Regions from separate parts of the Homo sapiens genome. Here all the other regions are linked to region 1. Evidence: chromatin loops called from intact Hi-C (ENCODE). Cell type or tissue: endothelial cell of umbilical vein. All regions are shown on one strand.

Evidence for each region. Hi-C counts contacts between places; a loop is a spot of excess contacts. Peaks named below come from ENCODE experiments on the same cell type or tissue, not always from the same donor. Only the 100,000 strongest peaks of a DNase experiment are listed, where the experiment ranks them.
Region 2: it touches region 1 in a loop (6-fold over the local background); 16 of 110 quality-filtered maps call a loop at or near these places.
Region 3: a loop joins it to region 1, with 2.2 times the contacts of the local background. A loop is called at or near these places in 9 of 110 quality-filtered maps.
Region 4: it touches region 1 in a loop (5-fold over the local background); 22 of 110 quality-filtered maps call a loop at or near these places.
Region 5: it touches region 1 in a loop (2.3-fold over the local background); 7 of 110 quality-filtered maps call a loop at or near these places.

Annotation. Positions count from the first base shown.
Region 1 is chr7:23,355,517-23,360,516 of GRCh38, reverse strand. The region is part of intron 5 of IGF2BP3 (insulin like growth factor 2 mRNA binding protein 3); the gene reads left to right. Among named protein-coding and RNA genes, the nearest start is that of SNORD65C, 38 kb to the left of the region's middle. RefSeq lists a silencer at 1,793-2,087. In endothelial cell of umbilical vein, a CTCF peak has its summit at 2,702 (motif pointing left); DNase peaks (open chromatin) are centred at 2,846 and 3,016; H3K27ac peaks cover 2,628 bases.
Region 2 is chr7:23,518,156-23,523,155 of GRCh38, reverse strand. It overlaps TRA2A (transformer 2 alpha homolog), which reads left to right. Exons shown (of 8, transcript NM_013293.5): 2 at 1,316-1,449. Among named protein-coding and RNA genes, the nearest start is that of TRA2A, 11 kb to the left of the region's middle. In endothelial cell of umbilical vein, no CTCF peak of the experiment used is centred here; no DNase peak of the experiment used is centred here.
Region 3 is chr7:23,415,595-23,420,594 of GRCh38, reverse strand. IGF2BP3 (insulin like growth factor 2 mRNA binding protein 3) reads left to right here. Exons shown (of 15, transcript NM_006547.3): 3 at 1,771-1,819. Among named protein-coding and RNA genes, the nearest start is that of SNORD65C, 22 kb to the right of the region's middle. In endothelial cell of umbilical vein, no CTCF peak of the experiment used is centred here; DNase peaks (open chromatin) are centred at 1,404 and 2,294; H3K27ac peaks cover 479 bases.
Region 4 is chr7:23,274,869-23,279,868 of GRCh38, reverse strand. It overlaps GPNMB (glycoprotein nmb), which reads right to left. Exons shown (of 11, transcript NM_002510.3): 11 at 4,761-5,000. Among named protein-coding and RNA genes, the nearest start is that of MALSU1, 22 kb to the left of the region's middle. RefSeq lists silencers at 2,213-2,262, 2,273-2,332. In endothelial cell of umbilical vein, CTCF peaks have their summits at 2,300 and 3,333 (motif pointing right); a DNase peak (open chromatin) is centred at 2,288.
Region 5 is chr7:23,427,468-23,432,467 of GRCh38, reverse strand. The region is part of intron 2 of IGF2BP3 (insulin like growth factor 2 mRNA binding protein 3); the gene reads left to right. Among named protein-coding and RNA genes, the nearest start is that of SNORD65C, 34 kb to the right of the region's middle. In endothelial cell of umbilical vein, a CTCF peak has its summit at 1,967 (motif pointing left); a DNase peak (open chromatin) is centred at 1,777; H3K27ac peaks cover 1,590 bases.

The sequences.
Region 1 (5,000 bases):
ACATAGTACAAATCTTCCTCCCAGTATTATTCCCTAACTACCTTATCTCTTGGGAGATAACCATGTGGAAAACAAATGCTACATGTATGTATTCCTCCTTTTACACAAATGATACCATAACATTTGAATGTTTTGTGTATATAAATATATTTTTTATAGTTACATAGTATTTGATTGTACAGATATGGCATGACTTTGATTAATCGCAGTTTGGATATTTAGGTTGTTTCCAGTCTCTTGCAGTTATGAACAATATTGTAGTGAATCTGTTTTTGCATGTCGTGTGTATGTAAGCATGTATCCACATGATAAATTCCCAGAAGTAGAACTGCACTTTAAATTGTGTTGTAGAGCTGGAGCTAGTTTAAATTTCCATCAGCATTGTGGGGGAGTCTTTCTCCAATTCTCCCTAACACAGGACTTTATCAAACTTTGCCAATCTAGTATGTGAAAGTGATATCTTGTGTTTTTCACTTCTCCCATAAGTGAGACTGGAGGCTTTTAATATGTTTAAACACATTCTGTATTTCTTCTGTTGGTATCCTTTGTTCATGTAAAATTTTTTGGCAATTTATATAAGGTCTCGGACATTATAGAAATTGTGGTATGAGTCATAAAACAAATTTATTTTTCTTTCTCTTCTTTTTTTGACTAATTTTGTTCTTTAGTTGTATCATGTAAGAAGACCAGGAAAATTTTACCTTTTATACCCTCAGTAGAACTGGGGATAAAAGTGAGGGCAGGGAGAAAGCAGAGGCTCCATATTGTTTTAATTTTTATTTATTTTGAGGCTGGGTTATGAGACTGGCAGTCTTTTTTTTTGTATTTTTTTTGTAGACATGGGGTTTCACCATGTTGCCCAGGCTGGTCTTGAACTCGTGGGCTCAAGCGATCTGCCCATCTCAGCCTCCCAAAATGCTGGGATTACAGGCATGAGCCGCTGCACCCGGCCATGTTTTACTTTACAAAGATTTATACTGAATACTTGGTAGAGCCAAGTCCCTGTTGGAAAATATAGGATGATGTGATAAACCCAAGGATATTTGGAGATTGTCAGAGACCTGTTGTTGTGGCCTTATTTGAAAACTTAAATTAGCTAAAGGGAAACAAAATGCTTATTTAATAGTTAATTAGTTGAATGGGAGAACATAAGTTGGAGACATAAGCTATGTAGATTTGAAGAGGCATAAGATGAACTTTGGTAGGGATAAAGTAATTGACATTTTAGCCTTCCTCCTTTAAAAACAAAAAAACAAAGCATTAAGACTGCAAGCACAGGAAAGGTAGACTGGCTAGTCAAGGCAGAATTATTGCTGAAAAGAATCCTAACCACGACAGCAAACTGAATGTAGACACACTGGTGTTCTCAAAATTCTTTAGCGTAGTTGTTAAGAGATTGGTAGGCTTCTGTTGATCCCAAGGAGGAAGGAAAAGGCTGTTAAGAATTGTATAATTTAGTAATTAGGTAACTTAAATAAATTAGGCATTTTGATTAGGGAAGTAGTCTTCATGTCCTTTGTTCTAATATTCAGTCAGTTAACATTTATTAAATACTAAATACTGACCAAAAGTTGCCAATAAGAATATTTGGAGAGGGACTACCTAATTTTAGTTCCTCCCTGTCAAGCGGCCTTATAAGAGTATTGTTCTCACTCCCTCTGCAAGAATTCAAAGATTGAGAAAATTAGAAAGCAATGAGGTATTTTTAAAAGTTAATCTAAGGAGTGGAAAACTCAGTTTTGTGTTACAGTGGTAAAAAAATTATCAGTTTTCTAATAAGCTTTTAAAAGGGATATGGAATATGTTTTCATTCTGTGAGGAGAATTAATTTTATTTGAGAGGCATTGGGTGTAGCAGAGAAAGCGTAAACACCAAAGTCAGGTAGCCCTGACTTAGTAACCTTGACTTCTGAGCTTTGGTTTTCTCAGCTACAAAGTGAAGATTAAAGAGAAACAAATATTTGTGCATATATGCATGTATTTATAGTTTAACCCACTGGTTCTGGGCTGCTTGGAGCAGTTTGAAGTGGCTTGAGCCTGGACTTCCAATGAACCCCATAGGCCTGCTCCATGGGTTCCAAACATGACAGCCTGCTGCCTAAACCAACCTGGTGTCATTTCTCCATGTTTCTCGGTAGCCACCCAAAGCTCAATCTTTAGGTGAAAGGGCTATGCTGGTAATTCTCAGTTTTCTCTTTGTAACATCTGTTGTTTGGAAGGCTATGTGACCTTGATGTACTTGTGAAAGTATGAGTGAGCTTGGAGGTTAAGAGTTCAATTCCAGAGCCCAGTTGCATGGAACAGACTGTGTGCCACCACTTTTCTAGCTGACTTTGGTCAAGTTAATCTGTTATGGTTCAGCCCCATTTCTAAAATGGGAATAACTGTAGTCTTTAGCTAATGAGGCTACTGAGAAAAACTAAGATAATGCCTCCAAAACATGTTTCATAATACCTGTAAGGTAGAGCTCAAAAGTTAGCAGCTATTATGTATTTTTCCAACATGTTTGATTGCTGCTTCTGCTCCCCTGTTATTGTTTGGTATACTTCATTTCCAGTGATGGCTGGTCACTGATGCTGAGGAGCCAGGCAGCTAGTTTTAACGTGGTTGTAGCTGCCTCTGTTAGTTAAAGCTCTATGAATGTCACTTAAGAAGAGTCCTCAAATACGGCTGTATCTTTAAGACAGAACTTAACGTGGAAATTCCTGCCACCTTGTGGCTAAAATAAATCAAAGGTTAATAGTACACATATTTTAGAAAATATTAATACATGTGTTCATTTTAGGCTTAAGTCTTGAATTATTAAAATAAAAATTTGACAAGTTTAAATTTCATTTCATTAGTTTCATTAAAAATGGAAGTATGTGTTTAGTGAATGCACCTTTTCTTGTTCCTCAGAGCGAGAGAGGCTCACCTATTTCCTTCCCTCTTCCAGAGATGTTGAGATAAGCCAGTCAAGGACAGACATTACTCATGAGAGGATTTGTCATGTGTGACAAAGAAATAACCCCCTAGAAAATGTGTAGACATTGAGTTCTTATACTTTCTTTTGTTTGGGGTTATCCTGATGTTTATTTTTGTTAGGGAATAGGAATGTTTATTCATACTTTGAAACTTCAATCATTCTGAGGCAGGAGAATTGCTTGAACCTGGGAGGTGGAGGTTGCAGTGAGCCAAGATTGCGCCATTGCACTCCAGCCTGGGCAACAAGAGCAAAACTCCGTCTCAAAAAAAAAAAAAAGAAAGAAACTATCATTGCAGTTCCTTTGTATCATTGTGAAGATCTGTATAAGGTAAATATGGTTATGTTTAGAAGTGTTTGAAGCAACTTGGCCAGTGGCTAAAGGTAAGAAAATTCCCATTTAAACTTTAACAATTATGTAAATAAAAGATTTATTTTGGAAAAAGAAATAAAGCAGTGAGACAAAGGGATTTTTTGCCATTCAGGGATAACCACTGTTAAATTTGCCATAGAGTTTTGTAGACTTTGTCCCATGCATTATAACTTTCAGAATTACAAAGATCATTCTGCAGAGTTTTGTGGGTTTTTCATTCAGTGTATTTATACTGATTCTAATCTCTGCATAGTGTTGGATCCTCACCACAGTTTCCTATCCCGTCTTCTGTTGTGTGTCATCTAGGGTATTTGCCCATACCGTTTTGTTTTGTTTTGTTTTTAGAACCAATTTAGTCATGAAGCCTTACATTTGGGCTTCATCCATATTTATTGCATTACGGTACATCCTTAAAATCATATTACCCAGGCTTTCAATAATGATTGCCAAATTGTCAACCTCTTATTCTTGATACAAGGAGATAATTGAATTTATGACTTTTCAATAATGGGTTAAACCTCATTTTGTGAGGACCCTGTATTATATACAGGGTGATATCTGGGAATAAAAAAGAAGAGATTTTTAGACATGGAATTTTATTTATTTTAGTATTATTTTTTGAGACAGGTTCTCATTCTGTTGCCCAGGCAGACTTGGGAGTGCAGTGGCACAATCATGGCTTAATGTAGCCTCAACCTCCTGGGCTCAACCAGTCCTCCCACCTCAGCCTCCCAAGTAGCTGGGACTACAGGCATGTGCCACTACACCCAGCTAATTTTTTTTTTTTTGTAGAGGCAGGGTCTCACTGTGTTGCCGAGGCTGATCTCAAACTGCGGGGCTCAAGTGATCCTCCCTCCTTGGCCTCCCAGAGTGCTAGAATTAGAGGTGTGAGCTCCTGCACCCAGCCAGGCATGAAATTTTAGAGCTGAAAGGGACCATGAATCTAATCTTTTAGTTTTATAGGGAGATGGCTAATGCCAAAAAGGAAAATGACCTTTGGAGGATAACGTGGTTATTTAATGTTCAAGCTGGACTAGAATTCTGGTCTCTAGTCCGTATTCTTTTTCCACTATTCAGATCTGTATGTGTGGACTCCTGGGTACGTTTAACTTGTCTGGGTCTCATTTCTTCTCCTTTTTTCTTTCTCTTTCCCCCTCTTCCTCAAGTTGAACTATTTATTGTCTCTATTGAGGCCCATTCAGCTCTAAATTGTGATCTACCCCAATGAACAATTTTTTTTTTTTTTTTTGGAGACAAAGTCTCATTTCATCACCTAGGCTGGGGTGCAGTGGGGCAATCTTGGCTCACTGCAACCTCCGCCTCCCAGATTCAAGCAATTCTCATGCCTCAGCCTTCCAAGTAGCTGGAATTATAGGCTCACGCCACCATGCCTGGCTAATTTTTGTACTTTTAGTAGAGACAGAGTTTTGTCATATTGTCCAAGCTGGTCTTGAACTCCTGACCTCAAGTGATCCACCCATCTTGGTCTCCCGAAGTGTTGGGATTACAGGCATGAGCCACTGCACCTGGCCCCAGTAAACTTCTTATCAATACATTTAAATTCTACCAACTGGCAAAATTACTCATCATCTTCTCAGCGACCCTTAAAATAGCACCAAGAGCAAAGAGTTAAGTAATGATGACAGGATCCTGGTCTGGCGCTGTG
Region 2 (5,000 bases), 160 kb before region 1:
TACCTTCTTGCACATTGTGGTATGTCGTGGATAATAGAGCATTTTAAAGTGATCTGGTTGCAAAAATGTGTATATCAGGAATTAATAAGCTAATGGGGAAATTTTAAGAATTTCATGCTTATTAGTTTTTTCGGTATGTTTGTCTTCAGAACATATTTTAAGTCAGAATGAGCAAAGATAGTAGTCAAAGTTGGGAGAAGGTGTAATTTTACTGATTTTTTTCTTTTTGACTTATTTGAACCTTGACATGTGCTATGGGTGAGTTTAGATAGGTGTGTACAAATATTTCAGCCTGGGATGCCTTGCTCTAACTATATCTTGATTTCTTAGCATGACTTAGTGAAAGCTTATTTTTAAGAATCTTCAGATTATAAAGTAGTGAAAATTTAACACTTAGGTGGGGGGAAATTATAGTTGTTAGATTTATATTTGAATTATATTAAAATTGCTCACATTTTAGGAACTAGAATGAAACATGGGAGGAGGGTGAAGAGTATGGTTTAAAAAGCATTTAGAGAAATTTAGTAAATTCTCTTTGTTAGAAACTAGAGTTTTGAACAATTTTAAAGACTATAAAATTGTTTTTTTTTTTTTTTTTTAAATAAACTAGTTACTTGCACTTTACCTGCTGGCTTTTCCATTTGGTAGATAACATTCTGAACTCCAGCAGAGTTTTATAATCCCCACGTGCTTAAATATACTAAATGTTCTTTTTCCATTAAGGTTAATGTTCGTGAAGAAATTGAAGAGTTTTTTCCAAGAATGTGGAAGATAAATCAAGATAAAAGAAGGCTAATGAAAAGTATTAAAGATCAGAAAATTAAAATTGAATGGGGGAAAAAATTGAACAGAAGATTGGTCAGATAGAAGCACTTGAATATTTTTTTAAGGCTATTTTGAATTGTTTGAATTGGGGAAGAATACACGAAGTATGAAAAATGAAAAACTCAATGAAGAATGAAGAGAAGTAGAAAGCAAGAGTGAAGTAGAATTAAAAGAATCTGGAAGAATGAATGGGTCCTAGGTTAAGTAAATGTATGGTTTATGTTCCAGTGTCTGTATGATCAAGTTGTAGATGAATTTGCATGATTACTTAGTTAATAGAGAATTGGTGATCTGGTTCAAGTAGGGAATTATTGAGGACAGTTAGCAGTATTAACAGTGGGTTATTATTGAGCTGAAATTTTTTCTGGAGGGTGTTGTCTAACCATTTGTTTTTCAGGAGCAATCAATATAAATAATTACGGTACTTTAAATGTTAGGTGTTAGGCATCTACATGACCAGTGCCATTTGTAATACTGTCTTCTTTGTTAGGAGTCTCGCTCTCAGTCAAAATCTCCAACGGGAACTCCTGCTCGTGTAAAATCGGAGAGCAGGTCAGGATCTCGTAGTCCATCAAGGGTTTCCAAACACTCTGAATCCCATTCTCGATCAAGATCAAAATCCAGGTAAGTGTGTTTAAGATAATACTTAAAATATTCTTCTGGGGTTTTTGAGGACAAAGCAGTTGTTGGCTGCATTTTGTGTAGAAATTTCACGAAAGACTCAAAATTATAGTTTTTCTCAGACTGCTCTTTGTAAATGAATACTATATCCCAGACAAAGACTTGGAAGTATGGCTTGAGCCCAGGAGTTCCAGGCTGCATTGATTGCACCACTGCACCACAGCCTGGGTGCCAGGGAGACCCTATCTCTGAAAAAATAAGAAATCAATACTAAAATCATCTCCCAGCCCAATTAATATATTGGATAGTTGCAACCAGTACAAATTATGTGTATATAGCCATCAATTTAAATGTGTTTGGCATTTGATAATTAGTGTCTGGTTTCTATGCCAACAATATTTGCACAACAAAAAGGCGGTTTTCTGCATTGGAGTCTCACATGTAATTTAATGCAGAGAAAGTTGATGTGTGTATGCTATGCTGGTTGGTCAGAACGATTGAGAAGCATTTTTAGGATTTACATTCCAGCTACATTTTTATCTGAAGATTCTGACTCTGTCCAGCGTAGAGCTCTGGTGAGATGTAATTGGGCGGAAAAGTCCTTAGCTGATTTGGAGTCCCACCACCATGGATAACAGAAACGCAATAGTGAACCAATGCAAAGTTCACTGTCAAATGCCCCAGGTGTACTGAGGTGGGATAAAAAGTTTTAAGACAGGCTGGGTGCAGTGGCTCACACCTGTAATACCAACACTTTGGGAAGCCGAGGTGGGTAGATAACTTGAGGTCAGGAGTTTTAGACCAGCCTGGGCAACATGGTGAAACCCTGCCTCTACTACAAATACAAAAATTAGCTGGGCGGGGTGGCGGGCACCTGTAGTCCCAGCTACCTGGGAGGCTTAGGCAGGAGAATCGCTTGAACCCAGGAGGCGGAGGTTGCAGTGAACCAAGAGATGGCGCCAGTGCACTCCACCCTGGGTGACAGAGAGACTCTTTCTTTTTAAAAAAAAAAAAAAAAAAAAAAAATTTAAAACAGCCTGACCAGTTAGCTTACGTCCTTGTCATTTCTTGGGTGGAGGGATAGATTTTATGTCTTTGAATAGTCTACTTGCAAAGGGGCATGAGACAGAAAAATCAGTTAAAAGGCTGTCCTTTTCTTGGGGTTAGCAACCATACTGTTTTCTGTTACAGCAAGGGTCTAGCCCGGTGCTTGATTACTTACTACTCAGTTATTAAATTTATTATGTGCAGAATAGCACTGGCTAGAATTTGAGCTTAGAAATAGAAAGGAGCATGTTTTTGCCTTAGGGCCTTTGCATTTGCCACCTTCAACCTAGAACGTTTTTCTCCTGTCTCATTTCATTTGTCACCTGAGAACATTGTTATTCACATATCCATTATTCCCTTACTCTTAATTTTTTTATGTTGTCACTGTCTGATTTAAAAAAAATAGAGACTCCTGAAGAGTTTCTTGTTTGTTTTTGTTTTTGTTTTGAGATGGAGTCTCGCTCTGTTGCCCAGCCTGCAGTGCAGTGGCACGATCTTGGCTCACTGCAACCTCCACCTCCCGGGTTCAAGCAGTTCTCCTGCCTCAGCCTCCCGAGTAGCTGGGATCACAGGCACCTGGCTAATTTTTTGTATTTTTAGTAGAAACGAGGTTTCACCATGTTGGCCAGGCTGGTCTTGTACTCCTGCCTCAGGTGATCCGCCCACCTCGGCCTCCCAAAGTGTTGGGATTACAGGCGTGAGCCACTGCGCCCAGCTGGAAGAATTTTATTGTCTCACTTTCATTGCTGTTTAAAAGTAATAATTGATGTTTTAAATTAAGGATTTTCTTACTTTTTTTTCTTCATTTTAAAAATTGGAACTGTAAATTGGTGCTAGCTAAAATGGGAAATATCAACTCTTCTAGCGTTATTGTTCACCTATTGTGTTTCATAAGGTCTTTCCTCATTAGTTTTATTCCTGTATTCCATATCCTCACTTTGTAAAATCGTGCAAAAAAATTTTGCTTGATTACTTAGTTAACAGAAAATGGGTGATCTGGTTCAAGTAGGGAATTACTGAGGACAGTTAGCAGTATCAACAATGGGTTATTATTGAGCTGAAAAAAAGTAGAGACTGTTGAAGAGTTTGTTTGTTTGTTTGTTTTTTGAGATGGAGTCTTGCTCTCTTGCCCAGGCTGGAGTGCAGTGGTGTGATCTTGGCTCACTGCAACCTCCACCTCCTGGGTTCATTGAGTACCGTATAGAAGGTATTTTATATGACTGTCATCACTGCTGGTCTGTGTCAGTTTAGTTAAGGGTGGGTCATTAGTCTTTTTTTTGAAGACGGAGTCTCACTCTGTCGCCAGGCTGGAGTACAGTGGCCTCACTGCAATGTCTGCCTCTCTGGTTCAAGTGATTCTCTTGCCTCAGCCTCCCGAGTAGCTGGGATTACAGGCACACGCCACCAACACCCAGCTAATTTTTTGTATTTTTAATAGAGACGGGGTTTTATCATGTTAGCCACGATGGTCTCGATCTCCTGACCTTGTGATCTGCCTGCCTCGGCCTCCCAAAGGGCTGGGATTACAGGCGTGAGCCACCGTGCCCGGCCTGTCGGATTAGTCTTACAGGCAAAGAAAGGACTGCAAGCAACTGGGAATTAGAGCAACTGGGAACTAGAAAAGCAGCAGTAGACAAGTGAAATGTTATAGAAAGCATCAATAAGTAAAGGCTTAGGCTGAGTGTGGTGGCTCATGCCTATAACCCCAGCACTTTGGGAGCACAAGGAGGGGTGGATCACTTGAGGTCAGGAGTTCTAGACCATCCTGGCCAACATGTTGAGACCCCGTCTCTACTAAAAATACAAAAAATTTGCCAGGTGTGGTGGCACAGGCCCGTAGTTCCCAGGAACTCGGGAGGCTGAGGCAGGAGAATCGCTTGAACCCAGGAAGTGGAGGTTGCAGTGAGCCAAGATCAGGCCACTGCACACTCCAGTCTGGGTGACAGAGTGAGATTCTGTCTCAAGAAGGGGGAAAAAAAAAAAAAAACAAGAAATGAAGACTCAGAAATGTTACCAGTTTTGGGCTGGGCACGGTGGCTCATGCCTGTAATCCCAGTGCTTTGGGAGGCTGAGGTGGGTGGATCACAAGGTCAGGAGTTCGAGACCAACCTGGCCAACATGGTGGAAACCCCGTCTCTACTAAAAACACAAAAATTAGCTGGGCATGCTGGCAAGTGCCTGTAATCCCAGCTACTTGGGAGGCTGAGGCAGGAGAATCACTTGAACCCAGAAGGCGGAGGTTGCAGTGAGCTGAGATTGTGCCATTGCACTCCAGCCTGGGTGAAGAAGTGAGACTCTGTCTCCAAAAAAAGAAATGTTACCAGTTTTGATGGGCATTTAGGTGGTTGTTGAATTAGTTTAGCAGATACTAGATTGCAGCAGGCTAAAGAAGAATTGGAAATGGAAATGATACTTAGCAGAGAGGGGAATGTAGAACTTTATGGGCCAGGCACACTGGCTTAATTGGGGAGGTCGAGGTGGGCAAATTGCTTGAACAGGACTTCAAG
Region 3 (5,000 bases), 60 kb before region 1:
GGTGTTTTCCTCAGATACTTCAAAATTGTGGATTATTTGACCTGGAAAGAGAAGTTCACTATAGTTCTTTGTTTTTTTTCTGTTTTTTATTTTTCTTTTTTCTTCTCTTTTCTTTTTGAGACAGGTTGTCACTCTGTTGCCCAGGCTGGATTGCAGTGGTGCAGTCACAGCTCACTGTAGCTTTGAACTCCTGGTCTCAAGCAATCCTTCCATCTCAGTCTCCTGAGTAGGTGGTACTACAAGCATGCAACACCATGCCCAGCTAGTTTAAAAAAATTTTAAAAAGATTTTTGTAGAGATGGGGTTTGGCTATGTTGTCCAGGCTGGTCTGGAACTCCTGGGCTCAGGTGATCCTCCTAAAGTGCTGGGATTACAGGCATAAGCCACAAGGCCTGTCCTATAGTTCTAATTGTGAAAGTTAAGTAATTTATTTCACTTGAGATGTCAAGCTCAATTGCTAGTTTTTGTTTTGTTTTTAATAGCTAGTTGACTATAAATTCTTCCTCCTTCAAAGGAGGTGACTGGCATGTGACTTCTATGGTATAGTCTCATACAGTTAACATGCAGTTGTGTTATATGTGTCGCCCTCTTCCTTCCCTTATACATACATATATACATGTGTAGGGAGGCATTTGGACTAAGGTGCTGATTCTTAACATTTTCTGTACTGTGCACTCCTTTAGCAGTCTGAAACCTATGGATCTCTTCTTATGTTTCAGTATGTCTTATTTTTTATTTTTTTGAGATGGAGTCTCGCTCTGTCGCCCAGGCTGCAGTGCCGTGATGCAATCTTGGCTTACCGCAACCTCCGCCTCCCAGGTTCAAGTGATTCTTCTGCCTCAGCATCTGGAGTAGCTGGGACTACAGGCACCTGCCACCATGCCCAGCTAATTTTTTGTAATTTTAGTAGAGGAGGAGTTTCACCATGTTGGCCAGTCTGGTCCTGACCTCCAGACCTCAAGTGATCCACCTGCCTTGGCCACCCAAAGTGTTGGGATTATAGGCCTGAGCCACTGTGCCTGGCCTCAGGATGTTTTAAAATGCATAAAATACGTAGGATTATAAAGGAAACCAATTATTTTAAAATGTAGTTAGCAGAATGTTAAAACTTGGTGATAGGTGCTTAGTATAATAAGCAACAAGTTCTAGCAACACATCTAAGTTTCACAGTAATGAGTATAGATGATAAAGATCTCCAACAGTCTAATGTGGTATGAAAATATCTGATTTATATTGATGTCAAAATTACAAGTACTGTAATTCTGTGGTTTAGTGCCAGCATTCATAATTGAAGGACGTGTTAAATTTCATTTAGGGGATAGTGAAGATAAATGTGTAATTTCCTGCCACCCACACCTCATTTTTATTTCCCTGAATTTTATCCATGGACTCCTTAGCTGTAACGGTCAGAGTAAGGTCACCTGGACTAAGGCCTTGTTTGTGTCCTGGGATGCCTAATTTGAAGCTAACGGATTTGAACTTAGAATGTAGTCATCAGATAAGTGTGTTTTAAACATTCTATCTGCCAATTTTAGTGGCTTTTAAAATAAGTCATAACAGTCCGATAAATGCTGGATCTCCAAATGGTCTCTATGCATTTTATGACTTTGCTTCTTTGCTTTTCCTTCTTGGGCTGTATTTTCTTAATAGATATTGGTTTGTAATTAATATAGAGTTAATATTTTAAGTAGTTTCTAAACTTCCATGTTGGCTATTATTGTTTTGCTTTTATGTTTTTTTCTTTTAAAAAACATTTTAATTCTTCTGCAGGATTCGGAAACTTCAGATACGAAATATCCCGCCTCATTTACAGTGGGAGGTAAGAATTTCTGTATTTAAAATTAAGATCTAAGTATGGAAGCCTATTGCTGTTAGTTTTTTCAAAGCTTTTTCTCCTTTCCTCAACTCTTGGGTGTGCTAGAACATAAAATTCTTCTCCTATGACCCGTGCCTTGGTGTGGGTTTTTCTTAGTAAGGGCACAGTGTATCTTTTAAAAATCTGCTCTTTGGGATAAGAAACCAAATATTGAAATATATTCTTGGGTAACTGGGTAATCTTTCTCATTCAGTCACTTCCCAACAGGATTTTGTTGATTTCAGTTCTTTCTGATGAGTTTGCCAATTGTATTTAAATATGAAGTTCCTATCTTGGCAAAGTTTTAAAAAGACAAATACCTGCTATTTTGTGCTGTTACTTTAAAATGTTATTCTGCTTCCTTTTGCTCAGATGGTGGCACTGCACTGATTGTGTAATATGCATAAACACAAACTATTTAGCACAATTGAATAGCCTGTGTCAGCAGTTTCCAAAGCATAATAATGATGTCATGGTGAGAATCTGAGACACCAGTAGTTGAAGGGATAAAAGAAAATGTCTTTTGACTCTTCAGACAATGGAACCTGAAAGTTCTTAAAACCCACCTTGGAGAGGGTGGTGCAGAGAAACTGCTTAGCTTTTATGTATCTCTAATATAAAAAAAATCAAGACTAACTAGTTTTGTGTGTTTTAGACTAGTCTTCTAAAATGACATTTGATGAGTCACTAAATCATAACCCCCATCAAAATGCAAAGTTTGGTTAAAAGGTTAGTTTGGTGGGAAGTTGATCTAAGTCTGATTCTCCAAGGTTTCTCAGTTGGTCACAGGTGATTTGTGCTGAGAATATTTATCTTCAGAACAGTATTATTGAGATTAAGCTTTGCAGGAAGGGGTTGGTTTTTGGTATATGCTGAATATATTGCAAGTTATATAATGCACTAAAAATATACTTTATAGATGGAAACGGTGGGTTATAAGATTAAACTTTTTACATGTTCCTGTTTTAGATTAACATTTATTTAGGGAATTCAGTAGCTTGTGGGATAGGTCCTCAAGTGTTGTAATAGCAAGATTACTAGTTCAATCCCCTTATTTTAAGATGAGCCATATTAAATATGATTTAAAATGTAATTTAATATGATTTTTTTTGTTCAGGAGCTACATCTGGTATGATGTAGCTTTCTATGAAACAGCCAAATGGTAGAAACCAAGTTTAAGTAAATTATTAGAGTACTAGCATATCTGCTATGGGCAGAGTTTCCTTTTAATTCATTCATAATCTCTTCAAATTTAGAGAATTTAGCTTTTAGTTTATTGCATTTTCCCTTATTCTGGGTATTTGCCGTATCTAACTTTTCTTAATTTTTGTATTTCACTTTACTCTCCTCATTGTCCTTTGAGGTAGTGTCAAGTTAGTGGATTATCTCTGTTTTCAAATGGGCAAATATGGGCACGCAAGATAAAGTTAATTAAGCAAGAGCACATACTGAATCGTAAGATGCTTGGAACTAGACTTTGGAATTCTTCACCTTTGACTCCCTTTAAAAATTTAATGATTATTTACATATTGATCAACAAAAACAATTTTATTGAGAGTTCGTTAGGAATAAGATGGGCTGCTGCTGTTAGGTGTTTCTTTCCTTAAAGGCTTGAGGGAACACTATTTCCTTTTTGAGAAGGGTCACTTTGTATGTTTTTGTTTGTTTGTTTGTTTGTTTTTTGAGATGGAGTTTCGCTCTCATTGCCCAGGCTGGAGTGGAATGGTGCAATCTTGGCTGACTGCAACCTCCGCCTCCCAGGTTCAAATGATTCTCCTGCCTCAGCCTCACTAGTAGTTGGGATTACAGGCATCCGCCAACCACGCCTGGCTAATTTTTTGTATTTTTAGTAGAGATGGGATTTTACCACGTTGGTTAGGCTAGTCTCAAACTCCTGACCTCAGGCGATCCACCAGCCTTGGTCTCCCAAAGTGCTGGGATTACAGGCGTGAGCCACTGCACCCAGCCTGTATATATTTTATTTATTCACGCTGGGTATGCCGCTTGTTTTGTGCCAAAGCCTTATCATAAACAGCGATAATTTTGCAGTTCTGGACAATTTTTATAATGGAAGATTAGGCATTGAGTCCCTGATTAATCTTAGAATCACTGAAAGTGGAATGACCGGACCTTATGTACCTTCTACTTTAATGCAGTAGAATATACATGTCACCACAGAGGAAATAGTCTTATCTCAATAGGTTCAACTGGCTTCAGTCTTAATCTAACTTTGAGTTTACAAGAAATACAGAAGATAGAGTGACAAATTAAATGATGCATCAAAGAAACAACTAGCCATGTCCTAAATATGGGATATTCCACAGGACATCCTGTTTTGCTAGAGGAGCAGTGGGATGAAAAAAGGAAGGGGCCTGTTACAGAGTAAGACTCAAGAGGATAACAAAAAAGCACTATAGTAAGTTCTCTGTGAGCAATGTAAATAGCCCTGTGAAGCAGCTTGGAGCACCTAAAAAAGCCTTATAGTTGTATTTTATTTATTTATTTTTATTTTTTTTGCAGGAAATGGGGCAGCCTTGAGGTCAGACTTGGAATTATGTCCTAGCTCCACTACTTTCTCATTGTGTGATCTAGTTATGGGATCTCTGAACAGGTTTTTAAAATTCTTTGAGCCTCATTTTCCTCTTTTCTAACCAGGGGTGATGATGGTGGCCCCCTCATTGGGTTGCTTTGAGCATTAAATAGGATTATGCATGATAAAGCCTTTAAAACAGTGCTTGGTACATATAAGTACACAATATGTTTTAGCTATGATATAATAAGAACAACAAATTCACCAGCTCTCAGCCTTAGGTTTTGTGCTTGTCTCAGTGAGATCCAGGCAGGAGCACAGATAACATACTCGGTATTTCACCAGGGAGAATCACACAGGTGCTGAAAGGCGAAAGAACAAAGAGAATCCAGAGTAGTGACTGTAAGGAGCAGCCACGGCCTGAGGGTTGGAAGGCCAAAGAGGAAGTTGAGGTTTTGGATCCTAGAGACTTGGAGGGAAGAGCCCTGAGCACCTGAGACTTAGATTTCTGAGCCATGGGAGCTCCTTGGCTATGGCTGGCGCCTGGGATGTGGGGAGGAGAGAGGAGTTATACATCTTGTTCAGAGTGTCCAGAGGAGCTAGAGGCTGTAACCA
Region 4 (5,000 bases), 81 kb after region 1:
ACTGGTTTCAGGTCATCTAGCTAAGACATCTTGCTGCAGCTCAGGTCTCTCAATGTAAGTCCTAGTTATCTTCCTCTACTCAATTCCAAAAATCAAATTTTGAAGCCATATCCACAGCCACAAAATCCTTCTGCCACATTCTCATCAGTGGCTAATCTTTTTTTGCTCTAAAGGAATTTATTTCAATAAACATTTTAGCTGGGCGTGGTGGCTCATGCCTGTAATCCCAACACTTTGGGAGGCCGAGGCGGGTGGATCACTTGAAGTCAGGAGTTCGAGACCAGCCTGGCCAACATGGTGGAACCCCGCCTCTGCTAAAAATACAAAAATTAGCTGGGTGTGGTGGCAGGTACCTGTAATCCCAGCTAGTCAGGAGGCTGAGGCAGGAGAATCACTTGAACCCAGGAGGCGGAGGTTGCAGTGAGCCGAGATTGTGCCATTGCACTCCAGCCTGGGTGACAAGACCAAAACTCTGTCTCAAAAAATAAAATAAAAAATAAACACTTTAAAATTAAGGACTCAATAAGCCCAAATCTTGATACTTAATTTGCATCATTAAAACCTATACAATAGGTCAGGCATGGTGGCTCCTCCCTGTAATCCCAGCACTTTGGGAGGCTGAGGCATGTGGATCACTTAAGCTCAGGAGTCTGAGACCAGCCTGGCCAACATGGCAAAATCCCATCTCTACTAAAAATACAAAAATTAGTCTGGTGTGGTGGTGCATACCTGTGGTCCTAGCTACTCTGGGGTGCTGAGGTGGGAGAATCGCTTGAGCCCAGGAGGCGGAAGTCGTAGTGAGCTGAGATCGCACCGCTGTACTCCAGCCTGAGTGACAGAGTGAGACCCTGTCTCAAAACCAAAATAAAACAAAACAACAAACCCATGCAGTGAAATTAATAATGGCAGTTACATTGTAAACTGGAGAAACATTTTGATTAGTGAGATGACATGACATTTGTGAGAAAATTATACATAGAATGAAAATTGGTTAAATACTAATATACCATTAAGGTACCCAAATCCCAAAATGCCTATGGGAGAGCGCCAAAGAAAAAATTTATTCCAGAATTTCAAGGACAATAGGAATGGCTGTTCAGTTCTAAGCAGCAGAGGAACTGTCCCTGCAGATTAAGCTGAGGCCAGTGGGGTTGACCAAGATGGGGGACTCCGGGTCAGAGCTTAGCGCTCTTCCTGCAGTGACACTTGTGCGGTGACATGTTACATTAGTCTGGAATCCAAGCTCTATGAGAACAGAGTCCTTGTCTCTCTTGTCACTATTGAGTCCTCTCCTAGACAAGAGCTTGGGACATACTGGTGCCCAGTAAATGACAGTTGAATAATTGAAATCAGTCTGCAAGGGGTGATTCCTGGGAGCTGAACTCTGCTTTTTTTTTTTTTTTTTTGGGACAGGGCCTCACTCTGTTACCCAGGCTGGAGTGCAATGGTGCACTCTCAGCTCATTGCAACCTCCTTCTCCTGGGCTCAAGCGATTCTCAAGCCTCCCGAGTAGCTGGGGTGACAGCCACCTGCCACCACATCCAGCTAATTTTTGTAATTTTAGTAGAGACGGGGTTTCACCATGCTGGCCAGGCTGGTCTCGAACTCCTGACCTCAGGTGATCTGCCCGCCTTGGCCTCCCAAAGTGCTGGGATTACAGGTGTGAGCCACTGCGCCCGGCCTGAACTCTGATTTTTTAAGGTAACTATTCTGGCAGCTTTGGAACCATTCTTTTAAAAACCTTAAAGGATTTTCCCCCACCAAAAGCCCCATCAGAATGTGGTCACCATCACCCCTGGATGACCACCTTCTCATCTGCCCTTACACTGTCACTCTGGTTTGAAGTTGCTACACATTCTGGATGTAATGAGTGCATTGAACGTATTGCCCTCTAAACTATTAAACAATTGAAAATTCAATGAGGGCAACCAATGTTTATAAATGAGTCAGAAGTGTTTAAAATGCAGACATTTAGAAAAAGTCCCAAGAATAAGAAATTCCCAGAATAATTTATTACCTATACATTTCAATTTTCTTTGGAAGTTCTAACGCTCAACAAACATTAATCAAATTATCTCACTATCTTTTAGGTTGCTTCCCCCGTTTCACAAATTGTGATTCAGCACAAGTTAAATGACTTGTTGCTGGGGTCATAGGGATAATATAAATTTAAATAATTCACTATTTCAGCCCTCTCTCCTGCCACTTGTTAGATTGAAACTGAGGGAGGTTTGATGAGGATTTTGACCTGCTTCCTCAAAGAATGACTGTCTATTTGCTGCTCTCTGCTACCCCCTGTTGATAAGGGAAGGAAAGAGCGGATTTCAAGACCAAATTTCTCAACGTTAGTTCCTTCCACCCAGCAGTAGCAGGATTATCTGGAAACTTGTTAGAAAGCCTTAAGGGGCCTCACCCCAGAACAGTGAATTCGAAGCTCTGGGGGTGGGCCCAGCAATATGTGTTTTAACCAAACTTCAGGTGATTCTGCTGCAATTTGAAATTACTTTTTTGCTTTAGGTACTAATGTCTTGGCCTCCTAGTCATTATAAAGATGATACAGCCTCTCCACACTGCTTCCGTCCTCAGGCCTCACATGGAGTACATACCACCATGCCATAAACAGGGTGCTTCCATGCCCACTCATTCGGGCAGATGCATGTGCCGCAGCCCTGTGAAGTAGCCAAGGAGGGCAGACATACCCATTTTACAGATGAGGAGACTGAGAAAGGAAAGGCTCAGGAAGGGTCAAACAACTTGCCCAGAGTTACTCAGACTTCAGTGGCAGGGCTGGATTCAAATAGTCTTCTGTCTTCATGTCCATGCCCAGAGCTTCAGTAGTCACTACAAAGCAGGGTGGTTCTACATTCAGGGTCAGATAATTGTTTTTTGTTTGTTTGTTTGTTTTTTGAGATGGAGTCTCCTTCTGTCTCCCAGGCTGGAATGCAGTGGTGCGATCTCAGCTCACTGCAACCTCTGCCTCCTGGGTTCAAGTGATTCTCATGCCTTAGCCTCTTGGGTAGCTGGGATTACCAGCGTGCGCCACCACACCTGGCTAATTTTTGTATTTTTAGTAGAGACGGGGTTTTTGCTGTGTTGACCAGGCTGGTCTCAAACTTCTAAGCTCAGGTGATTCACCTTCCTCGGTCTCCCAAAGTGCTGGGATTACAGGCAGGATCCACTGCGCCCTCCATGGGCCAGATAATTCTTTGTTGTGGTGGTTGTCTTGTAGATTGTAGGATGTTGGGCAACATTACTGGCCTCTAACCACGGGATGCCAGTTGTATCCCACCCTAGTTGTGACAACCACAAATGTCTCCAAACATTGCCAAATGTCCTCTAGGGGGCAAAATCACCCCTGGTTGAGAACCATGGCCCTACAGTCATCACGTAAATGGGGAGAAATCTCAATTCTTGTTCTGCAAATTTTACACTCTTTGGAAGCGATTTTAGAACAAATAGCTGTATTTTTTTTGGCCTCTAGGTCATCCAGGAAATGAAGAACCTAGACTAAATGTTAATCCCCACAATACCTTTACCATTCCTTAAGAAAATTAACAATTCTATAATATCATCTGGTATCCAGTGTGTACTCAAGTTTCCCCAGTTGTCCCACGAATATCTTTCATCACTGTTTTTTCCTCAAGCTAGGATCCAATGTAGATTCTCAAATTGCGTTTGGTTGCTGTGTCCATTTTGTCTCCATTAGTGTAAAACAGGCAAACTATGTCCCATGGGCCAAATCTGGCCTACCACCTGTTTTTGTAAATACATTTTTGCTGGAACACAGCCAGGCTCTTTTATTTATGTAATGTCTATGGTTGTTTTCACGCTACAATGAGAGAGTTGAGCAGTTGCGATCGAGACTGTGTGGCCCATAAAGCCTAAGAGATTTAGTACCCAGCCCTTTATGGAAAAAGTTTACTAAACTGTGACCTAGAATTCCACCCCCTGCCTTTATTTTTAATATGATACTGATTACTCAAAGAGTCCAGGACAATCGCTTATAGAAAATCTCTTCTTTTAGATTGATCTGATTATATACATTTACACATTAAACTTTTATTTGAAGTTTCACATATGATGTGATTGTGTGTATATACAGATATTTGAAAGATATATATATATATATCTTTTTTTTTTTTTGAGACAGAATCTGGCTCTGTTTCCTAGGCTGGAGTGCAGTGGCACCATCTCGGCTCACTGCAGCCTTGACCTCCAGGGCTGAAGTGATCCTCCCACCCCAGCCTCCTGAGTAGCTGGGACTACAGGCATGTACCATCAGGCCTGGCTAATTTTTGTATTTTTTGTAGAGACGGGGTTTCATCATGTTGCCCAGGCTGGTCTCAAACTGCTGAGCTTAAGCAGTCTGCCTGCCTCAGCCTCCCAAAGTGCTGGGATTATAGGTGTGAGCCACTGTGCTCAGCCATATATATATATATATATATATATATATATATATATATATATATATATATATGTAGTTAGGTAAAAAATATTTATGAGATTATCAATGCTCTATGAGACATTGTTAAACAACTTTTTACTTGTCAAAAACTATAAATGAAATTGAGGCTGGGTACAGTGGCTTACTCCTGTAATCCCAGCGCTTTGGGATGCTGAGGCAGGAGGATCCTTTGAGGCCAGGAGTCTGAGACCAGCTTGGACAATATAGGGAGACCCTCATCTAAAAAAAAGAAACAACTGTAAGTGAAATTGAAAAGCAAATGATGAATCAGAAAAATAATTACAATACCAAGGTCTTGTCTCTTCCCACACTTTATTTTTCAGGAAGGAGAGAAAAAGAATGTCATGTCTAACATATAGTAGATGGTTTTAGTTACAAACAGAGGTGAAATCCTTACTGATCAAGTTGCCATGAAAAACCAGGGACCTCATCTTTGGAAAGTCTTAATATATGATTTCAAATATGTGCAGCGACTGTACAAAAATTTGGAAATATACACAAGAGTGTCACTCAGCATCATGCCTGGTATATAAAA
Region 5 (5,000 bases), 72 kb before region 1:
AGAAGTAAAACAAAGGCCCAGTGTGATGATGTGTGCCTGTATCAATTGTCTTTCGAACAGTGTTAGGTTTTCCTAACTTGCACATGTCCTAAGGAAGTATAAAAACTTTGACTATGTTTCTTCAAGGAACATTTAATCTTCTAAAAGAAAGACATAGCAGTGTGTAAATGCAAGCAAACAATAGTAGTAAGAGAGTACGTAGAAAAACATTCAGTCTTTTTTGGACTCTTCTAGTGCATACTCATGGCGTCAGTCAAGTTTTCATCCATGCACGTCTGGCTGTCAGACTCTGTTCTACATAGATGGAGATAACGTGTGCAAATGTAAAAGATAAAATATACCTCTGTTTTAGTTAACGGGACTAAAACATAGCTGTTACCATGGAGATCTGGGAGCTGGGGATAATGGAAAAAACCATGTTTAGATTCTCACTTAGAACTGTGATGTAAAGAGACTTTGTTCCCTTGCTCATTGTTTAAGTAATATTGAATAATTGCCTGAGATGAGCTAAGCAATCTGTTAACCAGTGGAATGTGCAACAGTGAATAAAACAAGTAATTTTGCCTTTGAGACTCGCCCTGTTAACTATACCACAGTGGCCACCAATCCATAAGAGAGAGAGAGAATGTGTGTGTGTGGGTTGGCGGGGGAGGGGCCAAGTTCCCCTGCCCCACCCCCAGAAATTACGATTTAAGTCTGTTTTGGGGCCCTGGAATCTGCATTTTAGTTAGTCCCTTGTGGTGATTCTAACATAGGTGGTTCTCGGACCATAATTGAAGGACATCTCTTTATTTTACGGTGTAGGGGACCTTGTAATCTTTTTTTTTTCCCCCTTCCTTCCTCCTGTTCAGTTCACTAGAATCTGGCATTCTTTTTAACTGTTGCAGGAAGTATGCTTTTCTTTAGTGTACCTGTGACCCTCTGTTAATCCACTAGATGCAATGCCATCTTTCATAGGGATTTTTGACCTGGGTCTACCTGTGTTACTCCTAAGTTATGTTTCCTCCTTTCCACTTTTACAGATACTTATTTAAGACTGACCTAAAGTATCTAGTTTCTTCTGCTAAACTATAAAATCTATAGGAATTTTATAGGGGGATGGAGAACTGATGTCACAGAACTAGTTAGAACTGTTAGAATCTAGAATTGTTTTCCTCTTGGTTCATTCTGATATTATGCTGCTGGCTAGAAACAATAGCTTATTTTTCCCTCAACAACTAGTAAAGTTCATTTTATAAAACACAAAAGCTAGAAGAAATGGAAAACTGCAGATGATTCTACCAGCCAGTGCTCATCACGGTCAGTATCGTAATGCTCTCTCTTCCTTACTTCTGTTAATGTTCATGTGTATGTGTGTATGTACAGATATGTACATTTTGTTCCTGGTTGGAATGTTCTTTTTGTGATAAAACCACGTATTTTAAAATGAGATCATATTCCATGTTCTCTTTTAGTGATGCACTTTTTTCAGTGAACAGTGTCATAAGCGCATGTCTTCATTAAATATTCTTTCATATTTATAATATCTCCATGAGATTTCATTCTGTGTATTGTAATTGAATCCCTTTTTCCTGGACCTCTAAGTTCTTCCTAGTTCTCCCTATTTACAGACAGCTAAGCCTTTGAGCGTGTTACAACTTTACCTAAGGAAATGATGTAAGAAAGATAATTCTTGAGTTAGAGGATAAGACACTGCCAAGTCAGCAATGAGGCAGAGTTATGCCAGTTGACATATAGACCAGGAATGTAAGACTGATCATTTTCCCAAGTATTTGCTTGGAGTACAGTATTAAACTTCTTGAAAATTGAGGTTGACCTTTTAAAGAGCTGATTCTTAACTGTATAAACCAAGAAAGAATAGGTGTAATTACAGTATAGCCATATTGAAATTAGCCAGGCTGAATGAAGTCCTCTTTGGACATAGGTTTAGTTCGGCACAGCTGGAATGAAAATTTGCAGCCGGTACAGAGTGCCACCAAGTGGCGGGTTGGAAAGCCCATGCTAGACTGCTTTGAGCCATAAGGCTTGGCTTTTTACTTGAAAATACCAGTCCAAATCCGAACCTTGTGTTCCAGTTTTTTTGCATAAGAAATAAGGCAGCTGGGCGCGGTGGCTCCTGCCTGTAATCCCGCCGAGGCGGGCGGATCACGAGGTCAGGAGTTCGAGACCAGCCTGGCCAGCATGGTGAAACCCCGTCTCTACTAAAAATACAAAAAATTAACTGGGCATGGTGGCGCGCGCCTGTAATCCCAGCTACTGAGGAAGCTGAGGCAGGAGAATCGCTTGAACCCGGGAGGTGGAGGTTGCAGTGAGCCGAGATCGTGCCACTGCACTCCAGCCTGGGTGACAGCGAGATTCCATCTCAAAAAAAAAAAAAAAAAGAGGCAAAGAAGAACATGTTACAAGTTAGACTTGGTTTTCTCCTTCTGTCATCAGCTGGTGTTAGCAGCATTATGTCAGTATCTGTCTTATAAAGCAGGGAAGCAGTGATTCCCACTTGATTTGTATGTAAGCATTGGTAGAAGGAAGGGGCTGAGACAGAGCCTTTTCCAGAGGAATAAGTTAAAGGTGCATCCAGGACTTACAGGTAATTTGGATGAAAGGTTGCAGGTCTAATACAGTTTTGTGTCTTGCATTGGGACTTGACTTGATATGACTAGCTTCAGAAGTACCTGAGGTGCCTATGTATATAATCTTTGTAATGCTTGAGACAACTGAGTAGTTGTGTTTTCCTCATAGTTGCCTTTCCTCTCTTCCTTCTTTCTTGGTATTAATATGTAAGCTTGTCCACTTAATTTCAATATTGAGTCGCCATATGTAAGTTATTGTGGTTTAAAGCTAAGGTGTAAAGGGAAAATATTGCTTAGGATTAGCATATATTTTTATCTTTTGAATTTCATGTGCAATCTATACTTTTTTGTGAAGTTATTTGGTATGGTTATGCTGTTGGTTGGATTATAAGTGAAATCAGTAAGACCGACTAGAGTATGGTTAGGAGGATAGAATCTGTGGCCAGAATGCTCAAATACATATGCTGACCCTGCCACACAGTAGCTGTGTGTGTATTCAGACAAATTAAATTACTTCTGCCTTTGTTTCCTAATCTGTAAAATGCCAACTCTGAGGGTTAAATGAGAAAATAAACATAAAGCACTTTTTTGGGTTCTTATTTCTATCTTTTGTCAGATTTTTTAGTGGAAGAAAATATGCAAATATAAGAGACTTTCTGTGAAATTCCAGTCATCCAAAATCTGAGTTGGAAATAATCAGTATGAACCCATGGTTTATTTTCTTTCCAAGTGTATTTTCTAGCTCTGGCTTGGAAGCAATAACCAATCTAATGAGTGCCTCTAGTGACCAGATTGTAGTCTCTCTGTACTTTTTCTGACTAAAAGGGATCAAGGATCCATGCTGATAAGGCTGATTATAGATGGGGGCAAGAAACATACAAGCTAAACCTAGAATATCACGTCATAACAGAAAGCAGAAATGCTCACAAATATTATTGGAGTCACATCAAAAGATGAAGGAGCTAACATGAAGAAGCCGTTTTGCTGGCCAAAGATGGGACAATTTGAGCATCAAAAAAGATTGATACAAGCAAAATATGTATGACTCTGAATTAATAATGATACTGAAGGAATGAAATATTTGATTGTCTTTGGGCAATGTCAGGTCCCTAACATGTTATTCTGAAAAATTTGAAATAATATCTTTGGACTCCTTTTTTTTTTTTTCCCCCTAAAAAAAAGAAAAAAAGAAAAAGAGGCTTGCTCTGTTGCTGAGGCTGGAGTGCAGTAGCATAGTCATAGCTTACTGTAGCCTCTCAACTTCGTGGGCCCAAGCGGTTTTCCCACCTCAGCCTCCCAAGTAGCTGGGACTACAAGTATGTACCACCATACCCATTAATTTTTAAAAATATATATTATATATATATATTTTTTTTTTCTTTTATACAGCATCAAAGAGAAGCCAATAATATTTTTTTCTTTTTTTGAGACGGAGTCTCTCTCTGTCGCCCAGGCTGGAGTGCAGTGGTGCGATCTCAGCTCACTACAACCTCCGCCTCCCGAGTTCAAGCGATTCTCCTGCCTCAGCCTCCTGAGTAGCTGGGATTATAGGCGCATGCCACCATGCTCGGCTAATTTTTTGTACTTTTTAGTAGAGATGGGGTTTCACCGTGTTAGCCAGGATGTTCTCAATCTCCTGACCTCGTGATCTGCCTGCCTTGGCCTCCCAAAGTGCTGGGATTACAGGCATGAGCCATTGCTTCTGGCTTTTTTTGTTTTTTGAGATGGAGTCTCACTCTGTCTCTTAAGGCGGGAGTGCAGTGGCATGATCTTGGCTCACTGCAGCCTCCACCTCCTGGGTTCAAGTGATCCTCCTGCTTCAGCCTCCTAAGTAGCTGGGATTACAGGTGCGTGCCACCACACCCGGTTAATTATTTTATTTTATTTTTTTTGAGATGGTGTCTCGCCCTGTCACCCAGGCTGGAGTGCAGTGGTGCGATCTCAGCTCACTACAACCTCCGCCTCCTGGGTTCAAGCAATTCTCTGCCTCAGCCTCCTGAGTAGCTGGGATTACAGATGCCGGCCACCATGCCCAGCTAATTTTTTATATTTTTAGTAGAGATGGGATTTCACCATCTTGGCCAGGCTGGTCTTGAACTCCTGACCTCGTGAGCCACCCTCCTCAGCCTCCTGAAGTGCTGGGATTACAGGCGTGAGCCACTGTGCCTGGCCTAATTTTTCTATTTTTAGTAGAGATGGGGTTTCACCATGTTGGCCAGGCTGTTCTTGAACTCTGGACCTCAGGTGATCCACCCACCTCCGCCTTCCAAAGTGCTGGGATTACAGGCGTGAGCCATCACACCCAGCAAAATTTTTTAGTTTTTAATTTTTTTGTAGAGACGAGGTCTCGCTATATTGCCCTGGCATCAAGCGATCCTTCCACCTTGGTCTCCCAAAGTGCTGGGATTACAGATGTGAGCCACTGTGCCC